2 separate regions of the Homo sapiens genome follow, and region 2 is linked to region 1. A link is an interaction called in ENCODE POLR2A ChIA-PET data of the cell type or tissue named here. Cell type or tissue: MCF 10A. All regions are shown on one strand. Links, peaks and the distances in the headings refer to the core of each region. The heading gives the core; the rest is flanking DNA. Region 1 has its middle 170 kb from the start of PINCR. Region 2 has its middle 110 kb from the start of MAOA.

What was found. ChIA-PET counts read pairs that join two places held together with the same protein. Peaks named below come from ENCODE experiments on the same cell type or tissue, not always from the same donor. Only the 100,000 strongest peaks of a DNase experiment are listed, where the experiment ranks them.
Region 2: POLR2A ChIA-PET joins it to region 1 with 5 read pairs; 1 of 35 experiments calls an interaction of 5 or more read pairs at or near these places.

The regions. Positions count from the first base shown.
Region 1 is chrX:43,342,238-43,358,197 of GRCh38, forward strand. No RefSeq gene overlaps it. Among named protein-coding and RNA genes, the nearest start is that of PINCR, 170 kb to the left of the region's middle. RefSeq lists an enhancer at 1-742. In MCF 10A, for the core only: a CTCF peak has its summit at 7,332 (motif pointing right); a DNase peak (open chromatin) is centred at 7,384.
Region 2 is chrX:43,541,973-43,557,932 of GRCh38, forward strand. No RefSeq gene overlaps it. Among named protein-coding and RNA genes, the nearest start is that of MAOA, 110 kb to the right of the region's middle. In MCF 10A, for the core only: no CTCF peak of the experiment used is centred there; a DNase peak (open chromatin) is centred at 10,469.

The DNA.
Region 1 (15,960 bases), core at 6,415-8,914:
TCACACCTTATATTAACATTTGAAGGAGTGCGGGGAAACTTCACCCCAAAAAATTGTCCCCTGGTATAATTAGTATTTTGAATTAAAGGCCCTTAGCAATCAACAGACACTGAAAGAGACTTTTTCCCTATCTACATAAAGACCTCATGGACCCACTAAGGAGAACAATTGTTTTCCCTTTCCCTCCCTGTTCTCTCACTATCTACTGCAGAAAAGGAGACCAAGAATTTACATTACACCTGAACAGATTCCTTAACAAGATAACATATGTCTCTCAGGCTCATTCAATTTCTAAAGAGAACCATTTACAAGTTAATCTCTGTTCCTCAATCCATTCATTCTCCCTGGAAATCATTCATTGGCCCCCAGTAGAGTTACTTATATTCACCCACCCTGAAATAAGGTTATATAAGTGTCTGGGCCACATTGGGATACGGGGTAATCACTCTATGGTTCTCCCCAGTGTGAAGATTAATAAATGTTTATGCTTTTTATCCAATTAATCTTCTTTTGTGAGTTGATTTTTCAGTGAACCTTCAGAGGATGAAGGGGAATTCCCCCACTCCACTTGGCCTCTACAAAATAATTTCCATGCTTCTATGCACGAGAAAATGCTATACTGTGCCAATTGCAACACAGCTAATACACTCAAACACTTTATAGAGTAAACTGCCAGTAATCTCAAATATTATTCAATCTAGGCTTCACACCTTATTTTGAAAAAACAATTTTCATTTATACCTTTGATAGTTTGAAAAGTTAAATACCTGTGCTGGGCTTATAACAAAACAAGCAAACAGCAGTCCCTACTCTCCTTTCTACTCTATTTTCCAGAGGGTTTTTAGCCATTTCTTCTGTTTACCTCCATATTTCTGAAAATTATGTCTCTACTGTTTATCTTTGATTTGTCTATGTAGGAGCCCAAGATATGCCATCCCAAAATATCTCTCTTAGGCAGAAGGATTATTTTGAGCTGATTATTTTGATAAACTGGAGACACAGAAGAAACTGTAAAAATAGAATAAACATTAGCCTTTTGTAAGAGAAATTTTACATCTATAAAAGAAATCTCCATTTCTAAGGGTGTCTCCCTCTCTATACCAGGAGGAGAGGGAAGGATAAATCACTAGAGATTCTTATCAATTGAAAAGGCTGGAGTTAAATCTACAAAATAAATCTTACCCTTGTTTATTGTGTCTTTCCTGGACATCTTCCCATTACTGGCCTCTCTCACCCTCTTTCTTTGTTTCCACTGATAATAATAATAATAATTATTATTATTATTTTCGAGACGGAGTCTCACTCTGTCGCCCAGGCTGTTGTGCAGTGGCACCATCTCGGCTTGCTGCAAGCTCCGCCTCCCGGGTTCACGCCATTCTCCTGCCTCAGCCTCCCAAGTAGCTGGGACTACAGGCGCCCGCCACCATGCCCGGCTAATTTTTTGTATTTTTTAGTAGAGACAGGGCTTCACCATGTTAGCCAGGAAGGTCTCGATCTCCTCTCCTCATGATCTGCCCACCTCGGCCTCCCAAAGTGCTGGGATTACAGGCGTGAGCCCCCACGCCCAGCTGGGTCCACTGGTAATATTTAAGCTTGAAGTCAAAGGCACTTCTTTGAGATTTCACATTCTCTTGGGTATTTCCTATGTATACATGAGTTATACATGTTATTACTTTATTTTTCTCTTGTTAATCTGTCTTGATTACAGGGGTCCATCCCAACTAAGAACTATGAAGGGTAGAGAAAAAAACTATTTTTCCTCCCTTATATCTGGTTCAGATATGCTTCTATTGTTTTCCAACTTCTAACATTGCTAAGAAGTTAAATGTTATCCTTATTTTGTTTGTTAGTGATCTAATTTTTTTCTCTAGTGTATTTCAGGAACCTCTTTTTATCTCTGGTATTCTGGGGTTCCAAAGAAAATGCACTGAAACTGACTTTTTAAAAATCCATGATGCTAAACTCTTGTGGAGCTCTTGCAGTTGATGACTAAAGTCTGCCCATTTTAGGAAATGTTCTTGAATTATATTTTATATCACACAGAAAATTACTCTGGCAAAGAAATTATCACTTTGTGAAACTCTTATTTGCCTATTGTACTTCTTGTTGTTGTTTTTCTCTTAAGTCTTAAAAAAAACAGATTCAGTGGGTACATGTGCAGGTTTGTTACATGGTTATATTGCATAATTCTGGGGTTTGGGCTTCCAGTAAACCCATTACCCAAATAGTAAACATAGCACCCAATAAGTAATTTTATAACCCTTGCCCTTTCCCTCTCTCCCGACTTTTGGAGTCCCTAATGTCTGTTGTTTTCCATCTTTATGTGCATATGTACCCTTTCTTTACCTCCCATTTATAAGTGAGAATGTGCACTATTTGATTTTCTGTTTCTGAGTTACTTCACTTAGAATAATGGCCTCCAGCTGCATCCATGTTGCTGCAAAGAACATGATTTTATTATTGTTATGGCTGCATAGTATTCTGTGGTACGTATATACAACATTTACTTTATCCAATACACCATTGATGGACACTTTGTTTGATCCCATGATTTTGCTATAGTGAATAGTGCTGTGATGAACATACAAGTGCAGGTTTCATTTAGATATGACTATTTCTTTTCCTTTTGGTAGCTGCTCAGTTGTGGAATTGCTGAGTCAAATGGTAGTTCTATTTTTAATTCTTTTTTTTTTTTTTCTGAGACAGAGTTTCACTCTGTTGCCCAGGCTGGAGTGCAGTGGTGTGATCTTGACTCCTGGGTTCAAGTGATTCTCCTGCCTCAGCCTCCCGAGTAGCTGGGACTACAGGCACCTGCCACCATGCCGAGCTAATTTTTTTAATTTTTAGTAGAGACAAGAATTCATTATGTTGGCTAGGCTTGTCTCAAACTCCTGACCTCAAGTGATCCACCTGCCTCAGCCTCCCAAAGTGCTGCAATTATAGGCGTGAGCCACCGCACCCAGTCTGTTTTTAATTCTTTGAGAAATATCCCTACTGTTGTTCATAGAGGTTGAACTAATTTATATTCCCACCAACATTGTATAAGCATTCCTTTCTGTCCACATCTTCACTCACATGTCTTATTTTGTGACTTACTAATAATAGCCATTCTGACTGGTGTGAGATGATATCTCATTGTGGTTTTAATTTTCATTTCTCTAATGATTAGTGATGCTGAACATGTTTTCATTATTTGTTGGCTGCTTGTCTGACTTCTTTTGAGAAGTGTCTGTGTCCTTGGCCTACTTTTTAATGGGGCTACTTGTTTTCTCTTGTTGATTTGTTTAAGTTACTTACAGATCTGGGTGTTAGTCCTTTGTCAGATGCATAGATTGCAAATATTTTCTCCCATTCTGAAGGTTGTCTGTTTACTCTGGCGATAGTTTCTTTGGCTGTGCAGAAGCTCTTTAATTTAATTAAGTCCCAATTGTCAAGTTTTATTTTGTTGCATTTGCTTTCAAGGTCTTAGTCATAAATTCTTCAGGCCAATATCCAGAATTGTTTTTCTTAGTTTTTTTCCTTATATTTTTATCACTTAAGGTCTTACATTTAATTCTTTAATCCATCTTAAGTTAGTTTTTGTGTCGGGGTCCAGTTTCATTCTTCTGCATATAGTTAGCCAGCTTTCCCAACACCATTTATTGAATAAGATGTTCTTTCCCCACTGTTTATTTTTCTTGACTTCGTCAAGCATTAGTTGGTTATAAGTGTGTGGATTTATTTCTAGTTTCTCTATTCTATGCCATTGATCTATGTGTTTATTTTTGTATTAGCAGCATGCTGTTTTGGTTACTATATCCTTGTATTATAGCTTGAAGTGGGGTAACATGATGGCTTTGGCTTGGTTCCTTTTGCTTAGGACTGCTTTGGCTATTCAGGTTCTTTTTTGTTCCATATGAATTTTAGAATTTTTACTTCTAGTTCTGTGAAAAATAATGTTGGTAATTTGATAGGAATTGTGTTGAATCTGTAGATTGCTTTAGGAAGTATGGTCATTTTATCAATATTAATTCTTTCAATCTGTGGGCATTGAATGTTTTTCCATTTGTTTGTATCATCTATTGTTTCTTTCATCACTGTTTTGTAGTCCTCCTGGTAGGGATCTTTCAACTCCTTTGTTAAATGTATTCCTAGGGGTTATTTTGTGTGTGATTATTGTAAATCAGATTTAGTTCTTTATTCGATTATCAGCTTGAATGTTATTGGTGTATAAAAATGCTACTGATTTTTGTATCTTCATTTTGTATCCTGAAATTTTACTGAAGTCATTTATCAGGTCCAGGAGTCATTCAGATGAATCTTTAGGGTTTTGTAGGCATAGGATTATATTGTCAGTGAACACAGATAATTTGACTTCTTCTTTTGTAATTTAGATGCCTTTTATTTTTTTCTCTTGCCTGATTGCTCTTGCTAGAACTTCTAGTATTATGTTGAATAGGAGTGGTAAGAGTGGACGTCCTCATCTTGTTCCAGTTCTTAGGAAGAATGTTGTTAACTTTTATCCATTTGGCATGAATGTTGGCTGTGGGTTTGTCATATATGGCTCTTATTATTTTGAGATATGTTCCTTTGATGCATAGTTTATTGAGGGTTTTTATCATAAAGGGATGTTAGATTTTTATCAAATGCTTTCCAGGAATTTATCCATTTCCTCTAGGTTTTCTAGAGTGTGTGCACAGAGATATTTATAGTAGTCTCTGAGGATCATTTTGTAATTCTCTGGTATCAGTTGTAATGTCAACTTTGTCATTTCTGATTTTGCTTATTTGAATCTTTTCTCTTTTTTTCCTTGATTAATCTAGCTAGTGGTCTATCGATCTTGTTTATCCTTTGAAAGAACTCACTTCTCCTTTTATTGGTCCTTTGTATGTGATTTTGTTCTGAATTTCACTTAGTTCTGCTCTGATTTTTATTACTTCTTTACTTGTGTTAGCTTTGAGATTGTTTGCTCCTGTATTTCTACTTTAGTGTGACATTAAGTTAATTTGAGATCTTTCTGTATTTTTGATGTAGGCATTTAGCACTGTAACCTTTCCTTTTAACATTACTTTTGCTATATTCCAGAGGTTTTGGTAGGTTGTGTCTCTATTTTCATTTATTTCCATTTTTTAAATTCCCAGCTTAACTTTATTTTTTACCCATTTTATTCAGGAACTAATTGTTTAGTTTCCATGTACTTATGTGGTTTTGAGAGTTCCTCTTGGTATTGATTTCTAATTTTATTCCACTGTGGTCCAAGAAGATGCTTGATATGATTTTGATTTTTCAAATTTATTGAGACTTGCTTTATGAGCAAGCATGTGGCCAATTTTCAAGAATATTTCATGCACAGGTGAGAAAAATGTATACTCTGTGATTGTTAGGTATTCTCTAGATGTATATTAGGTCCATTTGGTCAAGAGTCCAACTTAAGTCCCAATTTTCTTCGTTAGTTTTTTGCCTTGATTTGTCTAGTGCTGTCAGTGGAGTGTTGAATTCCCCCAATATTATTGTATGACTATCTCTTTTATTAGGTGTAGTAGTATTTGTTATATAAATCTAGATGCTTCATGTTGGGTGTACATGTATTTTGTATAGTTAAATCTTCTTGTTGCACCCTTTATCTTTATATAATGACCTTTTTTGTCTTTTTTTTTTTTTTAACTCTTGTGGTTTAAAGTCTGTTTTTTCTGATACAATAGTGACCCCTGCTCTTTTTTGTTTTCCATTTGCATGATAGATCTTTCTCCATCTCTTTACTTTGAGCCTGTGGGAGTCATTACATGTGAGATGGGTCTTGAAGGCAGCAGAAGGTTGGATCCTGTTTTTGATACAATTTGCCAGTCTATATCTTTAAAATGATGCGTTTAGGCCATTTATGTTCAAGGTTAATATTGATATATGAGGTTTTGCTCCTGTCATACTGTTTTTAGGTAGTTGCTTTGTAGTCTCAATTATGTAATTGCTATATGAGTTCTGTAAACTTTGTATTTATGTGTGTTTTTATGGTAGCAAGTACCATTCTTTCATTTCCACGTTTAAAACTCCTTTGAGCATTTATTGTAGGGCTATTCTGGTGGTGATAAATTCCCTTAGTGTTTTCTTGTCTGGGAAACACTTCATTTCTTCTTCACATATGAAGCTTAGTTTGTCAGGATATGAAATTCTTGGCTGGTATTTTTTTTTTCTTTAAGAAGGCTAAAAATCGGCCCCCAATGTCTTCTAGCTTGTGTGGTTTCTCCAGAGAAGTCTGATGTTAGTCTGATAGGATTTTATTTATAGATAGTTTTGCCCTTTTCTCTAGTAGCCTTTAACATTTTTCCTTTTGCCTTGATCTTGGATGCTGTGTTAACTAAATGTCATGGGAATGGTTGTCTTGTATAGTATCTCACAGGTTTTCTCTGAATTTTTTGTATCTAGATATCAACTTCTCTAACAAGATCAGGGAAATTTTCCTGAATTTTTCCTGAAATTTCCCTCAAACATGTTTTCCAAGTTGCTTACTTTTACTTTTTCTCTCTCAGGAATGCCAATCAGTCATAGGTTTGGTTGCTTTACATAATTCCACATTTCTTAAATACTTTGTTCATTTTTTAAAATTATTTTTTATTTATTTTTGTCTGACTGTGTTAATTCAAACAACCAGTCTTCAAGCTCTGACATTCTTTCTTCTGCTCAGTCTAGTCTATTATTAAAGCTTCCAACTTATGTTTTGAAATTCCCTTAGAGAATGTTTGAATTCCAGAATTTCTATTTGTTTTTTTCTAAATCTAGCTGTCTCATCTTTCACACCCTTAATAATTTGTCTGGTTTCTTTGCATTGTATTTCAACATACTCTTGGATCTCGTTGAGTTTCCTTGCAATCCGTATTTTGAATTCTTTGTCTGTTATTTCAGACTTTTCCATTTTTTAGAATCCTTTGCTAGAGACCTAGTGTGATTTTTTGGAGGTGTCAAGACACTCTGGCTTTTTGTACTGCCAGAGGTGTTTCACTGATTCCTTCTCATCTGAGGGAGCTGTTGCATCTTATATTTGAAATTGCTATTGTTTGAAGGAGACTTTTTTTATTTTTTATTCTTTTTTTCCTTGAGGGTATTACTGTGACATATGTTATGTGTGATCATTTGGCTTTGTTTCTGGGTGCTTGCAAGGGGCCAAGGCTCTGTATGGGTTCCTTGGTTGTGGGTAGCTTCTGTGTGATGGCTTTCTCAGATGCTGCTTGTTACAGTGATGTACTGGATGTATGAGCCAACATACTATCTCCTGTGGGATGAGGGTCCATAGGTCTCAGGAAGCTTATCTTATGGACTAACACTAAGCCTTTCTGGCAGCAGGTTTTCTATTTGGTGGTGCAGTTCAGACTGCAGTCCAGTAGGTGGCACTTAAGAGTAAGAGCTTGCCCCACTTTAGGTAGGCTGGCGAGGAGTGGAAGCACTCACCCTGATGGGGAGGTGGCAAGAAGACTAAAGTATACTGAGGTTTCAGGGAAAATGGGGGTGAACCAGCTTCTCATCCTGAGCCACCAGGAATGCAATCTTATTCCCTATCATGCCTGGCACAGGACCCATGACCTTCAGTTCATATACACTTTGTCCTTTGGTTCCCAGCTACAATGCATCTATGGACCATGGATATACCTCTCTGACTGCTACCACCAAAATGGGCTCAGGGCAGAGCCTCTTCCCTGGATCTAGGGAAGGTAACTCTGCATCTTGTCTGTCTTCCATTGCTGAGACACTACTGCTCTGTGTGTGGGGTGGGGGTGGGGAGTTGGGCCCCACCCTTCATTCAAGCTTAAGTGGTCAGGCTCACTTTCAGCAGAGGTGGAGCTGCCACAAAAAGCACAACAAATGCTTTCTCTGAGTGCATACCTGCCAGGTCCCAGTAGGAAGAACCATTTCTGCATCTGCAACAGTGGACGGGGGTGGGAAATGACCCCCTCTTCACGTCTGTTCCTGGCTGTCGGTGTTGTCCCCTTCAGCAATTGTTGCCACACTGTAAAAAGTAAAGTAGAGGTTCCTCTTCAAAGACTTTCCTCCCCATTTAATTAAAAATAAATAGTAACTTCTCTTAGAAGCAAAACGTATTCAAAGACCTGTGCTAACATTCAATATCTGCTAGCCGTAATAAAGAAATCAATGTACTTTATGTTCTTAGCTCCCACAATTTAGCCTAAATATTTGCCCTGGCATGCTTATACTGGTTCAAGCAACCATTAGGTCATAGCCTGTTCCTCTTCCTTATTTGAAGGCGTTTTTACCTTTCTTAGCATTCCACAAGTTACTTCTTCCTTCCTTCGTTCTCCTCTGCCTTTGCTTCTTTTAAAAAGTTCTAAGTTGGTAGCCAATCAGGACAAATACAGAATGTGAGGTCCTGTTCCAGCCAATGGAAACCAGACACAGCAGTAGGGTGGACGCGTCAGGTTATAAATGACCCTGTCTCCTTTGTTCGGTGTACCCTCATGGCAAAACTGCTGTCGAGTGTACCCTTTCTGCAGAAAGTATAAAAATGGCCTTGCTGAGGGAATTAAATTTATGTTCAAGTGCTATTTCTTTACGGCACCAGGGGACAAGCATTTCAAATACATACCCACATTTCTTTGGCCCAAGGGGGCCTTTAGCAGGCTACCCTCCTTCTACCTTAGGGGCAACCTGAATAGAGGGTTAGATCTCCAGAGGCCCTGCAGCTCCCTGGGGATCTGCTAGTCCCCTGTACTTGCCAAAGTCAGAGTGCATTGTGGGGTACATTTGCAGGGAATCTGGTGGTGTGGTGACTTAAGAGCAGAGAATTCATCGGGCAAAACAGTGACCCATGACAGATGCACAACCAGTATGCTGCCCACCATCTCAGTTCGGGTCTGAGAGGAGTGTGGGCACACCTGCATGAGGTGGTCACCTAGTTCTCTGTCCATGGGAAGTTGCTACCACTAGTATTGCCCTGGGTCACGAGGGCAGAGGGGCTCCCCAACTATTTGACAGTCAGCAGATTGTCACAGGGACGAGGGCAGCAGATAAGAACATGCACCTACTCTTTCCATGGGACTCAGAGTTCCTTGAGGGTCCACCTCTGGCAGACTCTTGCTGCTTTCCTTTTCTGGATTCTAGCTTCTTTCCATGGTCACTTTGACAGACTCTCTTCCCTCAGTTTTCCATTCAGAACATGTCCATTCACCATTAACTTTGATCTTCTTTCTGAGGAAAACTGGCATCTGATGCCCCTAGTCACTCATCTTGGCTGGGTGGTGTGGGGGGAGCCTCCTAATTGTAAATCTTTTTGCCTTTTGGTTCCAATTGCTAGGAAATTTCCATGACTGAAAGTTCCAGTTTTTAAATTAAATTTCCTATTTTTAATCATATTTATAATTTCTGATAACTCATTCTTAATCTCTGACGATAAAAATTTAATTCCTCTGCTCTCTGCATTTCCTCTCTGTTTTTGTCTCTTTTTCATGTTGATGGCTATCCCCAACCATCTGATAATCATTGGCGGGCCATTCGTATTTAAAACTGAAGTAACAATGAGTTGATTGGAAGCTCTTTGACCATAAGTGGGCCTTGTTCATGAATGGACTTCACAATTAAATAATCAAATGGCCAGACAGATTTTTCACTGAAAACCCCAAAATGTCAGTATTTATGGATCTTCTTTCTAGAGAAGTTTAGTCTTATCAGCAAATAATCTTCCAATCACCTGCCTGTGGTATCTGAGGCTGCCTGCCTTTGTTGTGGTGTTGAGTAAAAGTAGGGGATTGGAGTTTTACCTTTACTATACAGACTCTCACTCAGTGCCCTTTTATGCTCTGGCATTTCACTCCTGTTCTCCCTTATGTGTTAGCAAATTCCAGATTCTGGGATAGCCAATTCCAGAATCTCCTTGGTTCAAGTAACCCAGAAAATATATCACCTGTGCTTTGTGGGAGTGGGGAAGGACAGGAGTGATGACATAAAAAATCTCACCATTCTTGCTGATATTCCCCTGCCTGACTCCTACTGGCGGTGCTGTCTAGTGCCTCCATTTTCTAGCCTGTTCAGAGCAATTCAAGGTGAACTGGCTATATGTCACTAGTTTGCTAAATTATTTACCATTTCTCCATCCTTTTTCCATCTGTATTGTGGTTTGAGGTTAAAAAGTTCTTCTAGTTTTATTGAAGGTGAAATTTGTGTTTCTCTTTTGTTTCATCCTTGTGTTCAGAGATGGTTTTCAAAAGAAGAGTGTGGAAATTACTTTGCTCCATCATGTTAAAACCATATGTACCTCCTAATTTTATAAATACAGAAACCGAGACCATAGAAGATGAAATGATTTTCCTTCTATTTGTCCCATTGCTGCCATAGCCCGATTGGAAGCAAGTTATTTAATTATTAACCCTGTGCTTTTGTCAGCACACTACACTAAAATAGGTTCCATAAGGTGACACTAAAGTATTGCTTTCTTTTCTGATTAAATATATAGTACATATTCATCCACTGAAACCACTCTTGGCAAAGTCACAAATGATCTCCATGTTGCCAAATCTAATAGTCAATTATTAGTCCTCATCTGTTTAACTCATCAGTGGCATTTACAATATTGATGACTCCTTCCTCCTTGAAACACCTTTGTTCATTTAGCCTTCAGAACACTATTCTTAAATTTTCTTTTAACCTCACTGCTTCCTCCTTTTCTATCCTTTGGCTCTTCCTCATTTATCAAACCTCCAAACATTGAAGTGTACCAGAGCTCTATTTTCTTGTCATTATTTTCCTCCATCTGCTCTCATTCCTTAGGTAATCTGATTTGTCCCATTGCTTTAGATATTGTGATACTTCTACTTTTATACATCAACTTGAGCAGATTGCGGATGCCCAGACATCAGGTTAAACATTATTTCTAGATATGTCTATGAGAATGTTTCTAAATAAGATTAACATTTGAGTTGGTGAACTAAGTAGATGGTTCTCCCTAATGTGTGTAGGCATCACCCAGTCCACTGAAGGTCAGAATAGAGTAAAGGTGGAGAAAGAAACAAATTGCCCCTGCCCTTTTGCCTTACTGCTTCAGCTGGTACATCTCATCTCATCTTTTCCTACCTTCAGACTGGGATTTACATCATTGGCTCCCCTGGTTCTCAGGCCTTTATACTTGGTCTGAATTATACCACTAACTTTCCTGGGTCTCCAGCTTGCAGATGGCAGATCATGGGAATTCTCAACCTTCATAATTGTATGTGAGACAATTCCTTATAACAAAACATATGTGTGTGTGTGTGTGTGTGTGTGTGTGTGTGTGTGTGTGTGTGTATCCTATTAGTTCTGTTTATCTGGAGAACACTGACTAATACAAATATCATATATATACTTACAACTTCTAAAAGCCTGTCTTCAACCTCAATTTATTCACTGAATTTTAGACTTGTATATTCAACTAACTTAATATTGCTGTTCATTATAGTGACTAACCTCAACTTGCCTTTGGTGATTGAGTTCTGCCTCTTGGCTTTGCCAGTCTGGGATCCAATTACTCCTATTTCATTTAGGTTTTCTAATTGAGTGACTATGGTTCCCACTGTAAGTTCTGGCCTACACAGAAGAGTGATCATGGAGCTCTTCAAGATTGCTGGAGCTCCTCTTACAAATTTAGTCATCAATGTATTAGTGAAAAGTATGCTGCCTGGACTCTTCTGATATAAGTCTCAAATAAAAAATCCACTTTAACAGTCCAGTATCCCCAGCCTTTGTATTCCTTTCTCTGCATTAAACCAAGAAAGATTGGGCTTTTGTGTGTGTGTGTGTGTGTGTGTGTGTGTGTGTGTGTGTGTGTTTTTGAGACAGAGTTTCGCTCTTGTTGCCCAGGCTGGAGCGCAATGGCGTGACCTCAGCTCATCACAACCTCCACCTCCTGGGTTCAAGCTATGTCTCCTGCCTCAATCTGCCGAGTAGCTGGGATTATAGGCATACACCACGATGCCCTGCTAATTTTTTGTGTGTATTTTTAATAGAGACAGGGTTTCTCCATGTTGGTCAGGCTGGTCTCGAACTCCCGACCTCAGGTGATCCGCCTGCCTTGGCCTCCCAAAGTGCTGAGATTACAGATGTGAGCCACCACACCTGGCCAAGATTGGGCATTTCTAATTCACTTGTGGTGGGCCATCTTTTGGTTCATATTTTAGCCAACTAACCAAATAATTAAAGTCCTTTCTAACTCCCCAATCTGTAACATTAAATGCAGAATTCCTGATTATGGAGCCCATATCAATAAATTCAGCCTGATCTAACATTATGTTCCTTCCAGCATTATCCCATATCCTGAATATCCTTTCCCACACATATTCCCTGGATTTCTACTTGTATAAATTAGAGAAATCAAGAAGTTATTTTGGAATATAGTGCATCTCCTCATGGGTCACACTTTGACTTTAAAAGTCTTCTGTAACTTGAATCTAGTTATAGGTCTAAACACAAAGAGGGGTGGTGGAGGTAAGTCATGAGGAGAATCTGAATTGTCTTGCATGGGAACTGCCTCAGTGGAGGCCATTAAAATTTCCTAAGGCAATGCAGGCTTAATCTACTCAGACAGAAATGAAAAGGGTGACACTACTGTGAACTGGGAGGACAATTCCACTGGGGATTGGGAGGCTGCTTCCACTGGATGTGGAGAAAGCTCTTCTACTGGCAAAGAAGCCTTATCAGAATATAGGGGCTCAAAGTCCCCAGCTTTATCAGGGTCTTCTCAGACATCTTCATTCCAACTTACAGGATCCCATTCTTTACCATTCAATGCCCTCACTTTAACAGTAGATATCCTGCGAGGCTGGGAGTTAAATTTGCATTGTAATTCAGCCAATCTCAGGATGAAGTCCTGCATTTTATTTCCAGCAATTTCAGCCCTGCAGCTACAGGAGATCAGGTTCTCCCTTGGGGCATACCTAAAAGCTCTTAAGTAATTTATGTAGTGCTTGAGGTGGGAATTTTAATCCCTGAGCTCATTCTTTTATTTCACCACTTTGTCTAACAACATTAGGAGCAACCAACCAATGCCATTATATTCCTTATTTTTCCAAATATGTTCAAGACTATCATACACAGAGTCATTTAACACCTTGCTTTATATAAGTGGTTAACTAGGAGTATCTAATGCAGATATTTTGTGTATCTTTATAAACAAGTCATGCCATGAACTATCAGTGATCTTTTTACTACTGGAAAAAGACTCATGAGCATCTTTAAATCTAGTCAGATTAGAGAGTCAATTCCAGAAACCCCAGAATCAATTCAGAAAACTCATCTTTAAAATTATCTTCCTCTAAAATCACTGTCAGTACCAAAATTTGTATTAGCCAGTATTCTTCAGAGAAACAGAACCAACTGGCGGGGTGGGAGGGAGGAAGAGAGAGAGAGAGAGGGAGAGGGAGAGAGAGAGAGGGAGAGGGAGAGAGAGAGAGAGATATTATTATGGGAATTAGCAAATTAGTTCATGTGGTTAAGGAGGCCAAGAATTCCCATGAACTGACATCTGCAAGCTGGAGAACCAGAAAACCCAGTGAGGTAATTCAGTTTCAGTTAGAAGGGCTGAGAATTTAGGGAGCCAATGATGTAACTCACAGTCTGAGTTGGGGTTGTGGGGAGTAGCACTGGTTTAAGTCTTGGACTTTGAAGAACTGAGAATCAGGAGTTCCAATTTCCCAGGGAGGGAGAAAATAGGCAATGGATGTTCCAGTTCAAGAAGAGACAACAAATTCGCTCTTCCTTTGCCTTTTGTTCTATTTGGGTTCTTAATAGATTAGATGATGCCTACCCACATTGGTGATGGCAATCTTCTTTGCTCAGTCTACCAATTGAAATGTTAAGCTCTACTAGACATAGACACATCTAGAAATATTTTACCAGCTATTTGGACATCCATTAGCTCAGCCCAGTTGACACATAAAATTAACCATCAGAATACTGCATAATTTAAATTATATGACACCCTGGAAAAATAAAAACTATGGAGGCAGTAAAAATATTAGTGGTTTCATGGGGTAGGGCAGAGGGAGATATGAATAGGTGGAGCATAGAGGATTTTCAGGGCAGTGAAACTATTTTGTATGATACTGTAATAGTGGCTGTATGACATTATGCATTTGTCAAGAAACTTAGAACTTTAAAGCACAAAGAGTAGCATACACAAATTATTTAATAAAATTATGTAGGAGGCCAGGGAATCCCAGAATAAAATACAGAATCTAACTATATCGCAAATATATAAAAGAACCTCACTGAACTGAGTGGGATGAAAAAGTGCTAACCTAAGACACTTTGGGAATGAGTGGATTCTGTAAGACAAAAGGAAAAAAAATACACAAGCACTGTGCTCTAGTTAATAAAGTTGTTACACATGGGGATATGAGCTAATAGTTTCTATACTGCCATATTTCTGTCTTAATTTATTTGTGCTGCTATAACAAAATACCTGAGACTGAAAAATTTATAAAGAACAGAGATTTATTTTCTGACAGTTCTGGAGGCTGGAAAATCAAAGATTAAGGTGCTGACAAGTTTGGTGTCTGGTGAAGGCCTTCTTATTGCATCCTTACATGGCAGAAAGGCAGAATGGCAAAAGAGGCTGAATTCATGACCTCAAGACCTTTTATAAGGGTGTTAATCCCATCCATGAAGGTGGAGTCCTCATGGCTCAATTACCTCCTAAAAGCCCCACCTCGTAATACTATCACATGAGTCTTAGGTTTCAACATGTGCATTTTGAGGGGACACATACATTCAAACCATAACATTTCATCCCTGGCCCCCCAAAATTCACATCCTCCTAACATACATTCAAAATACATTCATTCCATCACAATAGCCCCAAGAATCTTAATTCATTCCAGCACCAACTTTAAAGTGTAAGTCTCATCTAAATTAGATATCGGTGAGATTCAAGATATGATTCATTCTGAGGCAAACTAATCTCCAGCTGTGAACCTGTGAAATCAAACAAGCTATGTGTTTGCAAAATACAATAATCAGACAGGCATAGGGAAGACATTTCCAATCCAAAAGGGAGAAATAGGCAAGAACACAGGAATAACAGATTCTAAGTAAGATCTAAACCCAACAGAGCAAATAACATTACATTTTGCAGCTTAAGAATAATCTTGACTCCTTGCCCACATTCTGGAAACACTGGAGTGGGGGTTCAGTCTCCAAGCTTCCATGGGGGGCTTTGCTGGATACAGCCCATGCCACAGTTCTCATAGTTTGGAGCAGGTAACTGTAGCTCTCCTAGGCTGAAACTTCAGCACACTGATGGCTCTAGATGTCTGCAGTCTCACGGGCAGCCCCACCTCTATGGATCTGCTAAGTAAGCATTGCCCTAGTTGGGACTCTAAGCTGTGGTTCTGACCTCTTAGCTCCACAAAGCATTGTTCTAATGGCAGCTCTCTGTGGCAGCCCTGCCCCTATAGCAATCCACTGCCTGGGCTTCAAGGTTCCCAGAAGCATCCTTTGAAATCTAGGTGGAGGTAGCCATACCTCCACAGCCCATGTACTCTGTGCACTTGCAGAATTAGCACTGTTTGGATGCCATCAAGGTTTATAGTCTGCACCTTTTGGAGTGATGGTCTGAGCTGCACCTGGGCCCACTTGAGCCACAGCTGAGGTGACCAAAGAGTGCTGCATCAGAATGTGAGAAGCAGAGACTTGAGGCAGCCCAGGGCAACAAGTCTCTCAAGTTTCCATGGGGGCCCTGAACCCCTCTTTTGGAACTGTTCTGCTCTAGAGGCTCTGGCATTCTGTAAGTGGGGAAGCCACAAAAATCTCAGAAATGCCTTTGGGGTCATTCTTCCACTGTCCTGATGAATAGCATCTGGCTTCCTTCAATCCATACTAATCTCCATATCAAATGGTCAATTAGTCACATCCTTGATATTCTCTTCTAAACGTGCTTTTTTATTCTTCATAATTTGGCCAGGTTGGAAATTTTCTAAATATTTACCTAGTTTCCTTTCAATTATAAATTCT
Region 2 (15,960 bases), core at 9,079-11,578, 200 kb after region 1:
TAGCATGCATCAGAATCATCTGGAGAACTTGCTAAAACACAGAGTGCTGAACCCCAGAGGCAGAGTTTCTGAAGCAGCAGGTCTGGGGTGAAGCCTGAGAATTTGCATTTCTAATTCATTCTAAATGCTGATGGTCCAGGGATTGTACTTTGAGAACCGCCAGACACTATCCTTTCCCTACCCCTCTCCCTCATATAAAGGCATTGTCATCTATCCTTGCCCTTGTTCTCTGCAAAGTGAGGGATAGTAGCTTGATGTGGTAACAAATATTGGCTGCTTAACCTGTTATACTCAAGAGAACAGAAATTTTATGAATATCTTAAAACAAACTCCTAAGAGTATTGTCTTAAATTATCTGCAGATGGTATTTTAAAAGTAAGAGTCGGCCGGGCGCGGTGGCTCACGCCTGTAATCCCAGCACTTTGGGAGACCGAGGTGGGCAGATCATGAGGTCAGGAGTTCAAGACCAGCCTGGCCAACATGGTGAAACCCCGTCTCTACTAAAAATTCAAAAAGTTAGCCAGGCGTGGTGGCAGGCGCCTGTATTCCCAGCTACTCGGGAGGCGGAGGCTGGAGAATCACTTGAACCCAGGAAGCGGAGGTTGCAGTGAGCCAAGATCGTACCACTGCACTCCAGCTTGGGAGACAACAGTGAAAACTCTGTCTAGAAAAAAAAAAAGTAAGAGTCATGTGTTAGAGATGGAGAGGAGGTGTTTGGGGGCAGTCAGTACCATGCTATGTCCTCTAGGTACCATCACCTAGACACTTGCCTCCGTAGGCCCTACCAACAGGACCAGGGGTCAGCTTCTGTGAATGTTTCCAGCAAGGCATGAGTCACTCTGCCAGGGAAACCCCTTTCTTTATCATAAAATATAAGGGAAAAAACTCTATCCAAAAAAGGAAGAAAGGTTGCCTTGCAACATTTTTGGGAAACAAGTAAGTTCTTTGTCTTATTGTAAAATGTGAAGCCTTCTTTATTTCAGAGACTAAAATGAGTACTAGAGACAGAAAGTCAAATAAGATATGGTTCCCAGGTTCAACCATGCAATTACAGTATATTTTGGATAATACAGTACAGGTATGAGCCAGGTCCCATATAAAGAGAAGGGAGGCTAATTTAGTCCAAAGGTTATGAGGGCTTCCTGGAGTAGAGGATGGTCAAGGAAATGAAAATATGTTACACTAAAATATACTTCTTTGACGTATTTTGACATGGATATTCAGACAATCAGAAAACAAAAGTATCCCTGCAAAGCTGTCTTTTGTGAAGGGATTTGCATCAGGAGAGAAAATCTGCATTGATGCAGCTAGGCCACCTCATCCAGATCTAGGAAGGTTTAACTGATAATCCGACACCTTTGAAAGTCTGAAAAACAAACAAGCAAAAACAAAAACAAAAAAAACATTTACCATGTGTTGTCTCTGAGGGCTGCTACCTATGAAGTTTCAACTACATAACAAGATCCCCTTCGCTAGCCAGGCCTCCTGTTCTCCCCACTCCCGTAATCTGTCTTGTCACCATAACAGTTTTGCCAGGATCCAAGCCCCTGTTCTTTCTGTAACCTCAAGATGGTATGAAGATGAAAGCATCAACCAGTTTACCTTTGAGTTTTTATATAATGTGTGACTCCCATGCACATGTAATACATGTGTGTATTTTTTCTTGTTAATCTATTATCAGTTTGTTTCATAGACTCAGATTATCAAACCTTCAGAAAAACATTTAAACTTTCTTACAATGGCTAATCTGATTATCAAATAATGATTGGGAGTTACCTTTAGCAAGAGAATAATATGATAGTTGTACTTACTAGAATGATTACACTGGCAGCTTTGTGAAGAAAGGATTGAGTCAAGACTTGGGATAGGGACTGGTTAGAAGATGGTCATGTTAGCAGCAGAGAATCTGTATGGGTCGGCAGCAACCTCAGTTCTTGCCTCCTCACAAGAAAGAATTCAACCAAGTGGTACGAGGCAGAGTGAGAGGCCGAGGAAAGTTTTAGAGCAGAGTGAAAGTTTATTTAAGTTTTAGAGCAGGAACAAGAAGAAGTACACTTGGAAGAGGGCCAAGCAGATGACTTGAGAAATTCAAGTGCCCATTTGACATTTGACTTGGGGTTTTATATGTTGGCAGGCTTCCAGGGGGTTGCATCCCTTCTCCCCCAATTCTTCCTTTGGGATGGGCTGTCTGCCTGCACAGTGGCTTGCCAGCGCTCGGGAGGGGCTGCATGTGTTTACTGAAATTGTGCACATACTCACTTGAGGCAATTTCCCCTTAGCAGTTGAGTGTTCCTAGGGGAAGATTATATGTCAGTTAAACTCTGCCATTTTGCCTCTTAGCGCACATGCTTGATCCCACTTGCCCAAATCCTGAGATCTTATTGGGAAGCTGCTAATCACCAGCTTCAGGTGTTTCTATCCATTGGGAGACTGCCTTTCCCTGGTGCCGGCTGCAACGAAGCATTTTTTTAGAGAGAGTTTAACAACTGCCTGACTATCTCCTGATGGTTGCTTGACATTCCTGGTGCGGGGTGGTGGGGGGAGGGGGGGTGTTCCCTGCCCTGCTCATGTCTGACTAACTACCTACTGTAGCAGTCACAATAGTATATGGAGACCTAAACTAGAGAATGGCAGAAGGGGAGAGATAGACAGTTAGAAAATATCCAAGATATAGAATTATCCAGTCCTCACAATTCTAGCTGTAGGTTACTCTTATGCAGAGTCATGCTTCTTGAGGATGATACCCAGAAATGTGGTCACAGCTCATCTAGCCCTGCCTTCTGGAGAGGACTTCATCTTATTTTAACCCTCTACTACCACCATGTAGGGGTCAAGGGAAAACTTTTCCTTTGCCCTTTGAAGTTTCATTGAAAATCAACTGACAAAAGGTAGATTAGATTAATAAGAGAAATGGCATACAAATTTACTAACATGTACAGGAGAATACCAGAGTGATTACCCCAACTCTCCAATGGGGTTCAGAAGCTTATATGCCATCTTGAGGTTACAGAAAGAATATGGGCTTTAATCCTGGCGAAACAGTTTAGGGTGGCAAGATAGATTATAGGAGAGAGAGAAGAGGTCTGGTTAGCAAAGGTGGTCTTGTTATGTAGATGAAACCTCCAAGGTAGCAGTCCTAAGAGAGAATATAGATTGTAAATGTTTCTTTCAGACCTGTAAGGGTGTCAAACTCTCAATTAATCTTTCCTAGATACAGACAAGGGAAGGCCCTCAGAGAAAACCTGGAAGTATCAATGCAGATTTTATCTACAGATGCAAATCTCCTCCACAAAAGACAGCTTTGCAGGGTTACCTCTGTTTGCAGACTCTCTAAACAGCCATCTCAAAATATGTCAAAGTAGTATATTTTGCGGTAAAATATTTTTATTTCCTTCAACCATCATACTCTTTTCCTTCTATTTTACTAGATTCCTCCAGAACTGATTATAGTGCCACTTCAATATTCTTGTTTTCAGACATCCCCCTTATTAGACCATGTTATTTTTACGAAATGCCCCAAGTGTCTGCCCTGGCTCTGCTTCCCTCCCCCAGGTACCAAACTCTGCTAGCAGACCCACTACAGATTTGACTGGTACCTGGCCTCACAGGGAGCCATCTTTAAATACCAACTCTCCTAGCCAAGAGCTGCTTGTATCTATGTACATGTATCTTTGCTGACTTGTGTCTTGCTAACATCTGCCTTCTAGTTACTCTGACAGTCTACTTATGCCGCTATATCGATAAACTCATGATTTTCTTTCTGAATCAAGACTTTTGGCTGCCAGGTAAACTCACAGCCCAATCTGTCTCAGCAACTTCCACCCCCAGCAGTTATTTGCCATCAGGGTATTTGATCTAGACCAAGGAGTGTCTCAGTCTCCACTATTTGGCCATTATAGCAGATGCCTCTGGTACCCTAGCCTTATCCCCTATGTTCACCTCTGATTTCAGCCAAAGATATTATAAATAGTTCTGTGCAAAGGCCCCACTTTTGCCTTTATCCCACCTCAAGCCACACCTCTTTTTGCTTTTTGCCCTAGGGCCTTATCCAATATTCGAGGGAACTTCAAAAAGTTCATGGAAAAATGGAATTAAAAGATAAAAATTAAAAATATAAACTTTATTTTTTCACATAAGCTCCATCAAGTCCAAGACACTTTTCTAAGTGATAATAACAGCCATTTAGTTCATCCCTAGAGAAATGAGGATCCTGGGAATTTAACTATGTCAATGCAGTCATTGCACAGCATTAACTGAAGAAAAATGGGTGTCCTTTAAAGATTTTTTTTGAGACAAAGTCTTGCTCTATCGCCCAGGCTGGAGCGCAGTGGCACAATCTTGGCTCACTGCAACCTCCACCTCCTAGGCTCAAGCGATCCTCCAGCCTCAGCCTCTTGAGTAGCTGGGCCTACAGACACATGCCACCACGCTTGACTAATTTTTGTATTTTTTGTAGAGATGGGGTTTCATCATGTTGTTCAGGCTGGTCTTGAACACCTGGGCTCAAGCGATCCACCCATCTTGGCCTCCCAGAGTGCAGGCATGAGCCACTGCACTATGCAAAAGATGTTTTAAGATTAGGAAACAAAAGGAAGTCAGAAGGGGCCAAATCAGGACTGTAAGGTAGATGCCTAATAATTTCTCGTTGAAACTCTTGCAAAATTGCACTTGTTTTGGTGCAAGGAATGAACAGGAGCATTGTCATGGTAGAGAAGAACTCTCTGTTGAAGTTTTCCTGGGCATTTTTCTGCTAAAGCTTTGGCTAGCTTTTCAAAACACCCTCATAATAAGCAGATGCTATTGTTATTTGGCCCCCCAGAATATCAACAAGCAAAATTCCTTGAACATTCAAAAAAACTGTTGTCATGACCTTTGCTCTTGACCAGTTTGCTTTTGCTTTGACTGGACCACTTCCACTTCTTGGTAGTCATTCCTTTGATTGTGTTTTGTCTTCAGGATCATAGTGGTAAAGCCATGTTTCATCTCCTGTTACAATTCTTCAAAGAAATATTTCAGGATCTTGATCCCACTTACTTAAAATTTCCATTGGAAGCTCTGGTCTTGTCTGCATTTGATCTAGGCACAATGGTTTTGGTGCTCATCGAGTGAAAAGTTTGCTCAACCTTAATTTTCCAATCACAGTAGTGTAAGCTGAACCAGTTGAGATGTCTACGGTGTTGGCTATTGTTTCTGCTGTTAATCATCAGTCCTCTTCAATTAGAGCACAAACAGGATGGATTTTTTTCCTGGCAAATTGATGAGGATGGTCTGCCACCATGGGCTTCATCTTCAACACCATCCTGTCTGTTCTTAAAATGAGTTACCCATTTCTAAACTGCTGACTTCTTTGGACATCGTCCTTGTAAACTTTTCATAAAGCAACAATGATTTCATCGTTCTTCTACCCAAGCTTTGCCATGAATTTGATGTTTATTCTTGCTTCAATTTTAGCATAATTCATGTTGCTCTAATAGGGGCTCTTTTCAAACTGGTATCTTATCCTTCTTAGTGTCTCAAACTAGATCCTGTCAAAAGTTAGTACTAGCTTATAGTACTAACAATACATGTATTTTATATGGTTCAATACATGAATTATATATTTTGAAATTCATCCATAATTTTTTCATAATACAAATTTTCTCATGAACTTTTTGAAGCTTTTTCATATTAGTAGTTTGCCTGTACATAAGCATACCCCAAAAGTGTGGGAAGGTAGTGTCTGCAGGGGTGATTTTCAAACAATAAGGGGGTAGGGAGTGATGTATAAATAGATGAAAGCTCTGACCACCCATGAGATTCTTTATACTTCTTCAGAAGCCCTGGTGGAATCAAGACCCTGTTCATCATAGCAATTACCTCAATTAAGTACCCATATATTAGGTTTTCACTCTCCCTGCCTCATTTCCCCATTTCTTCACTCTTGCTTCATGAAATCATATCCCAAATAAACCATCTACATTCAAATCCTTGTCTCAGTTTGGGTTCCCTGCAAGGCAGAGTCAAAGATAGTCATATAGCATGTTTTACTCTGTCTCCTATATTACTCATTTCCAGAAAATGCCAAACAATATACAACATTTAAGAGGAAGAAAGAAGGGGTATAGAGATCTACAAGGTAGAGGGAATAAACATAGTATTAAAGTAGAAAACTTGTGATATTAGGGACAACAAGGAATTATATATGCAAAGAAAAAATCTGAGACCAAAGTTGCCAACATTCTTTCAATTAAAGGACTAATCCTTAGGCAGACCACATATACAACTCAGAGCTCTTAGTCAAAGGAATATAGAGGTTGGCATGCCACCAAGCTGCTCAGCATCATAGTTGTTAGATTAAAATGTGATGGTGCCTCCAGGGTAGTGCAATACAGAGACTCTGATGTGAAGAAGTAATTTGTTTGAGATCCATTTGTCTAGTGGTAAAAAAATAACCTTTCGGTTGGGACAGGGGGTAAAGAGGAGGAGTCAGGGAGAGAATGTGTATGTGTTTGGGAAGGGATAAAGTAAATTTTAAGAAGCAGTTGAGGTGGGGTATGGTAGCTCATGTCTGTAATCCCAGCACTTTGGAGGCAGGAGGATCACTGAGGTCATGAGTTCTAGACTAGCCTGGCCAATATGGTGAAACCCCATCTCTACGAAAAATACAAAAATTAGCCAGGTGTGGTAGTATGTGCCTGTAATCCCAGCTACTCAGAAGCTGCTCAGGAAGCTGAGGCAGGAGAATCATTTGAACCTGGGAGGCGGAAGTTGCAGTGAGCCAAGATCACACCACCACACTCCAGCCTGGGAGACAAGAGTGAAACTCCATCTGAAGAAGAAGAAGAAGAGGAAGAAGAAGAAGAAGGAGAAGGAGAAGGGGAAGGGGAAGGGGAAGGGGAAGAAGAAGAAAGAAGAAGAAGAAGAAGAGGAAGAAGAAGAAGAAAGAAGAAGAAGAAGAAGAAAGAAGAAGAAGAAAGAAGAAGAAGAAGAAGAAAGAAGAAGAAGAAGAAAGAAGAAGAAGAAGAAGAAGAAGAAGAAGAAGAAGAAGAAGAAGAAGAAGAAGAAGAAGAAGAAGAAGAAAGAAAGAAAGAAAGAAAGAAAGAAAGAAAGAAAGAAAGAAGACAGATTCACTCATCCTTTATGCCTTTTGTGAGAAAATGTAAGAACCTAGGATGGTGACAGGTAAAACATAGGATATATAGACCCACCATTAGCAGATGCCATTGGTGCCCAGCCTATATCTTCCCATATCCACTGTAGTGGTTCTCAAATAAGTCCACAAATTCTTTGACATACCTCCTTTCAAAAGGTGATGATAAAGTTCCCCTTGAGTGTGTGCATTGGAATTAGTGATTTCCTTCTTACCAAAATAGAATATGGCAGGACTAGGTAACGGTGTGTGACTGTCAATACTAGGTTATAAAAGGCATTGTGGTTTTCTCCTTGTGCTCTGTCTTGTGTTGCTCACTCTGAAGAAATCAGTTGCTATATCTTGAGAATACTCAAGTAGCCCTAATGAGGGGCCCACATGGTAAGAACATGGGGCCTCTTCCTAACAGCCAGCAAAGAACTGAGCCCTTCTGCCAACAGCCATGCATCTTGGAAGTGGATCCTCCAGCCCCCGTCAAGCCTTCAGATGACTGCAGCCTGGCTGACATCTTGAATGTAACTTTATGGGAAACCTTGATCCAGAACCACCCAGTTAAGCTGATTTCCTGATACACAGAAACAATGGCTTAGAAACATTATTATCCCACAAAATGTGGAAGTAATTTATTATGCAACAATAGACAATTATTTACTATTCTAGTACCTGCCAATCCAACAGCTACCAACTGAAGGTACTTGTAACTCTGTGCCTGAGGGGTTTCTCTGGCTGCTGCTACCCTCTCATTCATCATGCTGGGGCAGGCTAGAAGTATCAGAGAGTCAGCATTCTCAGAAGTAGATTTCAGTCAATCACTCAGAGAGTTTGGCGGACAAACATTTTCACCTTCTTCCCCCTGAATGTAGAAAACTATCTTCCAGAGTCCTCCAACAGAAGTGAGGCCCAGGTGCTCGCAGATAAGTAATCTGCTCTCATTTCATGTTCATCTTACCTTTCCAGTCCCTTATCCATAACTACTGATATAATCTCCTGAACAAAGTACTGCTACTCAAATCCTTGCCTCAGGGTCGGCTTTTGGGGTAACCTTACCTAAGATATCATCAGATAATTAAGTTCCAGCCTTTCTATTAAAATGAAATAAAATTATGGGAGAAAAAAATATACAGTAAGAAATTAAGAAAAATTTTTTTCTTAATAAGACAAGATGGCTGGGCATGGTGGCTCACACCTGTAATCTGAGCACTTTGGGAGGCTGAAGTGGGTGGATCGCTTGAGGTCAGGAGTTCGAGATCAGCCTGGCCAACATGGTGAAACCCTGTCTCTACTAAAAATACAAAAATTAGTCAGGCGTGGTGGCGCATGTCTGTAGTCCCAGCTACTAGGGAGGCTGAGGCACCAGGAGGCAGAGGTTGAAGTGAGCCAAGATTGTGCTACTACACTCCAGCCTGGGCGACAGAGCAAGACTATGTCTCAAAAAAAGAGACAAGACTATTATCGATCACATAATATCTTCTAGTACAAATGTGTCCCCTCACCACCATGAAATCTACAGCTCATTGCTAAAGATTAAATGGAAAAAGAAAGAGGGCTGATGACACAGTATAGCAGAGATCTCTAGATTGGGGTGATGATCTTGAAGAAAGTGCTCTGGGTAAAACATTCTTTTGATAAACTTCTCCACCCTCCTCCATTCTATCTGGTTTGCGTGAGGATTGCCTATAACAAGATTTTCTGAATTGGAATTAAGAAAATATATTTCACTGGCTGCTCCAGGATTCACATATATGAATATGAATGTGGTAACTTTCCCAGTTTCACCAATAGAGAAATATGGGCCTTGATTTTTGCCTTAAGGAGAAAGATAGCCTGAGAGAACAAAGCTGAAACAAAGAGAGAAGCAGAGAAGGAAGGAGAAGAGTAAGGGTCAGCTAGCATTTCAACTCCTGGTTCCTGAAGCCAGTAATATATCTGGCTCTCTTACAGACAGTTTACATAAGCCAATAAATCCCTCTTTTGCTTCATCTTATTTTGGGCTGCAAATGAAAGAAACCCAAGACGTGAATACTAATTAATACATCTTACTTTAATAATCCCCAAATAATCAGACATTCCTCTTCTTGAACCTCCAGCTCCCAAACTGGTCTTAATCAGGCTAATTGAGCTTAATTTAAAGGTCAACTTTCACCTAAAAAGAAGATGCACTAAAAACTTATGGCAGATGCTTTGCACAGAGAATTTTTAAAACCTGTCATTTAACCCTCACGATTATCTTTCAATGATATTCCTGTATCATACATCAGGAAATCAAGGCTCAGAGAAGTTAGGAAAGATTTGCCAAAGGTTGTCTAACTGGTAGTGATAGAACTACAGATGGTCACAAAACACTAGGCTGGAAAAGGAGAAAGGCCCAGGCCTTCAGCTTCTCCCTGGTGTCATTTATCTCAAACCCTGACCCTTAAGACTGCAAGATCGTATTTAACACCTGTTGTTATTTTTTGCATTTATGTATTCCACAAGGGTAACCCTAAAATGAATCCACTTTGCACTCACAAAAAGAAGACATGACATGCAGCAGCCAGGGAGGTGTACCACTCGTATCCCCCTCCAAGAAAGTACTTGTCATTCCCCTGTAAAAAAATGCAGTTAGCTGACAGTTTCCAGCTTTTGAGCCAAGGCTATGCTTCCTGGGAAGCCCCAGCTGATGACTGAGCTCGGCAGGAGCCCTGCCATTTCCTGTGCACCATGGGACTTCTCTAATGAACTGTCTTTGCTCTGGGGCTCCCCACTGGGTTGGCCAAAATTTTGTCATATTTGCATGGCAGTCTGAAGCTCTTTTGCCTAGTCCTGCTTTTTTCCTTCTTTCTTCAGGAGTCGGATCAGTATCATAGTCTGGAAGCTGTGCCTGCCCAATCCTGCCTCCTCTCTGTTTTCCACACGGACATTTACCCCTCAATAAACTGCTTGCATTTTTGATTCCATCTCAGTTTCTGTTTCCTGGAGGACCCAACTGGCACACTAAACTGTGAGTGAACGAGCAAGAGAAGCAGAATTCAAGGGAAAATAGTTCTTTTGCAAGACATATTTTCCTATAGATAAGGCAGCTGTGGTAGACCTTTGTAATTCTAGTTCAGTAAAGCAGATTGTGCTGAATATGCCAAACGGCTTCTCTTAGCTGGAGGGAGTGCCTCCCTGAGACCTGTCAGGCAATAGTATTTATGCGACCATTTCTACTATCTTAGTGACCCAGTCCCTCTTTATGTGGATGATTGCTTTGCAGCCCTGCCATAGGTATTTACCATCAGGGCTATTATAGCCTACTGAGTCATCCAGGAGAGAAATCCAAGTTGATAATTAACATCCTGAGGAAGGTAATTGTGAAACACTTAAGCATGGGGCTATAACTTCTGGCTCAGTGTCAGTAAGGACAACCTGTAGGGCATATCATACTTAATGAGTCAGTAGCTACCTAAGATGATTATAAAAACCCAAAGCATATTATTTTTATTGCTGTGTGCAGGAGCTGCAGATTATGTCCTTTTGACCTATTTTGTGTTTTCATTCCCAGCTAAATAATAACCATTCGAGAGTGGAGGAGATGAATGATTCTTCTCATTATTAGGAAATGCTATATATCTGCAGTATGTTTTTCTAAATAGAAAACTTGTAGGGTAGGAGCTTTTCTCCTTTCCCTCATGAGTTAATGTTCTGTTTTAATTATGAACGTGATTCTCCTTCTTAGAGTTAGTGGAAAGTAGTAGACAAATGCACATCACAGTCCATAGACAGAGCATGCATTGATAACAAAAGGGTCAGAGGTTGGGTTTGACCTTGGAAAGAAAAGTTGGAGCAGCACCCTTCAAACAAAAGGGGCAACACATTCACGGACAAGGCAACTATTCAACCGAAGTTTTACAGTCTCCCTCAACTGTTCTGCTAGTTTCAATCACTGATGGTTTAAATGTAACCGTCCATTACTCCCAGAAGGATGTTATTTCATCTCTACTCATTTCTGATAGTTTCTTCTCCTTCTTGTCTATGCTGCAGTCTACATGCTCTATTTACCAGGTACACAAAGTAGATGACTTTTACCATAGTATAATGGTATCAGTTCAGGTCCTCTGGTAAGCAGACATCAAGGACAAGTTAGCAGTATAAGATGTGTATTGGGGAGTAATGCCTGTGAAAAATGACTGGAGAGAAAGCAGGAGTAGACATAGAAAGTCATAGAAAGATCATGATGCCAATCAGACTCGTGATTGAGTGTGGCTTTTGTTGCAGGAAAAAAAAATCAGACTCGTGAAAGGAAAGAAGGAAGAGGACAGAATCTGGCAGGCAGAACCTCAGAATGCAATGCAAATGTGGTTAACGCAATAGACAGCACAGAAACAAAGGGTGTCCAATAGCAGAGGCCCACACTGGGCAGAGAGGCTAGGCCCTAGTATATCCTCACCATGCTCAGTCTCAGTCATTGTGTCGGGGGCTGCCTGAGAAAAACATGGTCTTCGCTCAAACACTGCAGTGGATCCCAAAGGTGAAGCAGCTGGAGGCTGTCAGCTAGCTGTCCTTCTTGCCTTGCAGCTGATCAGCAAGTTCTTCATTGAAAGGAAATCCAAGAAGCACGCCTCCACAGCCACTAGGATAATCTAGTCTCTTGGGACTATGATACAAAAAGCGAAGGCTTATTTCTTGGTTATGTTACATGTTATTTGTGGATTAACTGTGGTTCTATTCTATTTTGTCCCAAGTTCAGGACCCAAGCTAAGAGAGGAGCCACCATTTAGAGCATTGCCAGTAGGTGTGGTAGAGGGAGAGCTCCATTAGGTTTCACACTAACAAGAGCTCACAATTCATTGGCCAAACTAGGTCATATGATTCCCACCCAACCACAGAGGAGAAGAAAGTTCAATCCTACCACATGCTTGGAAAGCAGAGAGCCTAAAACAAGCAACACCAACAATTACAACAGTGAACAAATTGGTTAACTCCCAAAGCCTCCTTTATGTTCTATAAATAACAATTTGTGGGGTACTCAATAAGCCCAAAGGTTTGTATTGGTTTTTTTCCCTGATAACTTATAAGTCATCATTTCTCTAAGAACCCTTTCTATTTATAGCAGTAGAGACATTAAGTCTCCCTGTTTTGTAAGGAATAAATCCAATGCTCCCTTTTGGTTGTTTGGAAGCAAGGCAAGTAGAAATTCACCATTTCGGGAGGAAGCATTGGAGCTCCAGCTCTTTCAACTATTGGGCAGAATCACCCAGCATCCCCACCTCTGTCCATTTCTACAAACTGTAAAACTCTCTAAGCTTTCTGAGAAGGTGGTGAGAAATTTTTCCAGGAACCTACTATGAGAGAAGAAGATGAGGCCACAAACTATTTCTTGAGAGTCAAAGTTATTAAAACCAATTTTGGTGTTTGGAAGTATTTCTGTCTGAGGCCTAATGTTAGAAAAGAAAGCCATACGTTGATGAAAAAATTTTCCTGAGAATAGAAAGAGACTTGATCAGGATGCTGGCTTCTGCACCAGTATTTACATTGCCAAAAGAGAATATGGTCCTGGGTTTACGAAAAGACCAACTGAAGATTCTACACAAAATCTTCTCCTGGTCATGGGATTTAACCCCAAAGAAGTACCTGTGAGTGGAGATACTAACTAACAAAGCCTTGTAAGTGAAGAACTGTAACTTGGAGACCAAGGCAAATGTGAGATAATCTGTAATATGGGTAAAAGGAGATTCTAGCACCATATCAAAGAGAGCACCTCAGCTATCACAGGTCACTTAATAGAAACAGAATTGAATTGCATGGTAAAGGAAATCAAAATATTTTACCCCAAAATATATTTCTTTGACAAATTTTGAAATCGCTGTCATAGAGCCAGAAGATTGAGATGGAAGAAATTTGTATCTGTAGAGAATCTCTACTAAAGCAGCCAGGCCTTCCCTTTCTAGGCTTTTCCTGGATCTGGAAGAAGTCTACTAAAAGTCTGATAACTTTAAAAGTCTGAAAAGAAACACTTACAATTTATTCCCTCTGAGGGCTACTACCTATGAGGCTTCATCTATATAACAAGACTACTTTTGCTAGCCAAACCTCTTCCTTTCTCACTCCCATGACCTGTCTTGCCACGAAAACCTGATTTACCAACATATCTGTTTTGGGCCATGCTCTGAGCCTGCATTCTTTCTATTGCCTCGAGATAATAGATAAACTTCTGTACTCTGTTGGGGGGTTGGATCTTCCTTCTGAAGGATCCCATGTATACATGTTAAATAAATTTGTATGCCTTTTCTCCTATTAATCAATCTGCCTCATGTCCATGATTTTTCAGTGAGGGCCTTGGCCCCCACAAGGGCAAGACAAGTAGAACCCTTTGGAGTTCCAAGCAATTTCTTTGCTTTTCTCCTCCTCAGGGTGCAGCAAGGTGGACCCTTAGGATTGTAGGATTGGCTAAACCACTATTCTTGTGCTTGTTACAAAGAAGAAAACCTAGAGAGAGAGGGGCTAAACTCTCTGCTAATATGAATCTAAGAAGACAAGAGGGCTGGGTGGAGTGGCTCATGCCTGTAATCCTAGCACTTTGGGAGGCCAAGGCAGGTGGATTGTTTGAGCCCAGGAGTTCGAGACCAGTCTGGACAACATGGCAAAATCCTGTCTCTACAAAAAATATTAAATACCAAAAATTATCCGGGTGTGGTGGCATGTGCCTGTAGTCATAGCTGTTCAGGAGGCTGAGGTGGGAGGATCACCTGAGCCTGGGAGATCAGGGCTGCAGTGAGCCATGATTGTGACACTGCACTGCAGCTTGAGTGACAGAGTGAGACCTTGTCTCAAAAAAAAAAAAAAAAAGAAGAAGAAGAAGAAGGACAAGAGCAGCTTGGGGCATTGTACTTGGGGGGGCATTATTTTTTTTCCCTGAATCTAATGTGATCAGAAAATGTTGATTTGTAAAGCTATGTTTTGAACACCCCAACAAGAACTCCTAAGGGAAAATTACTCTAATTTGTTTTTGTATGATCTGTCTTGATTCCTGGGGATTTCATTTGAATATGGACTTGTACAAATCACAATCATCAGTAATATTTCTCTGAATCTTTTTCCCATGCCTGCTAAAGTAAGATCTTCGGGTTGGGGTGGAGGGAGAGGAAAGGACAGAGGCACTATTTCTAGGAGTCTCCAAGGGACACCTTGCCTGAGCCCACAGAAATATTTCTTTTTGCCACTCCATGGCATTAGCCATTTCTTTTTTCTGCTGTGTTTCCCTGTAGCTGAGATGTCAGGCCACCCATGCCCTCAAGAGGCAATGTCCTTCAGTTTATAACAACTCTGTCATCATAGGTGAGAGCCTTGGCACTGCCACGGGTGAGATAACATAACAGGGCAACTCACTGGGTTATTTAGAGCCTTTGTTCTACCATATCTGGGCTATGTTTTCCTCAGAAGCAGAGACAATTCCTCTTTCCTCATCTTGGCATTTTAAATGCTACTCCAAAACAAAGCTGCACTGTTTTAGATCCTGAGTAAAAGCATTTCAATGCAGCTATTCTGCCAGTTTTTTCCTGTAGTTTTCTCACCCCAGGACTTCAGCGTCAGTCAGTGGGGATTAGATTGGAGAACTGGCTGAGCAGTAGGACATGTTAATACTCAAAATCATCCCAACCCCGATTAACATGGGCATTGTTATTAGGAAGGACAGTTGAGACAATCCACTTTGTTTGGAGGAGTTATTTCCCAAGAGACTTCTTGATCTTTCATCGAAGGGGAAACCTGGTGACCCCTAGCTCCACTGAGCAGAGGCAAGAAGCTCACAGACAGACTCTTGCTACCCATGCAGAGATCATATTGCCCCATGTTTAGTGAAACACAGTGACTGGACAATGGGGGTGAAAAGTGAGGAGTGAGCACTCCGAAGCTTGAAGGCAGGGGTCAGGTGTCTCTACTTCTCTCTAGTATTTAGACCACACCCTCTTATATCTGTTATCCGCCTGGTGCTAATCTGTTGTGAGCACAAAAGATAAGAAGCAGAGAGACAAGGCAATGTCTTCTTTCCAAGTGAAGGTATATTGTGAGCATAGGTACTAACGGGAAGGTGGCAAATACGCTGGAAAATACCCTGACACATACAGCATTAGCACACAGGTATTTTTTGTTGGATGCTGTAAAATTCAGAGAAAGTTTGCCAAGAGGCAGAGTGAAAAAAAAAATTGGGTTATTATTTTAGAAACTGATTTTGAAAGAAGGAAGATTAAAAAAAGAAAAAAAGCCTTCTTACTAGAAGATACAGCTGACCTCAGAAATAAGCAGATGCGCCTCCACCACCAGGAGACAGTTTTAGAAAGGATTCCCCCTTGTTAGCTCAAGTTTATTCTTATCCCTAAGCACAAACTCCCTAGGGGATTTGGACACAGGCTGATTGCAGAATTCCATATGTTGAGAGCCAGAGTAGCATAATAGCAGGGAATACAGACTTTGAAAGCAACCTGCCTGTGTTGAAAGACCTTAGATGTGACATTTAACTAGCTGTGTGCTAGTGAGCAACTGACTTAACCTCTCTATGTCTCAGTTATCCCTTTTTGATAGATGAGGTGAGGACGCCTGCCTTACATAACTGCAGTAAGAATCACGTGGCTATATGTCAAAAGCGCTTAGCTCAGTTCTCTGCACATAATCATTCGAAAGATGTTGGCTTTAACATTTTGTTACCATCTAATTTTAAGATTGACACAGTAGAAATCAGAAATCTAATATGTATGCAGATATTTAGACTCAGGGCTCAACTTGCTTTAAAACTTTGTTCTAAAGAATATAATTTACTTAAGTATATTTGAATTTTTACAAGTTATTTGCACAAATGTGCAGAAATCCAATTGTAT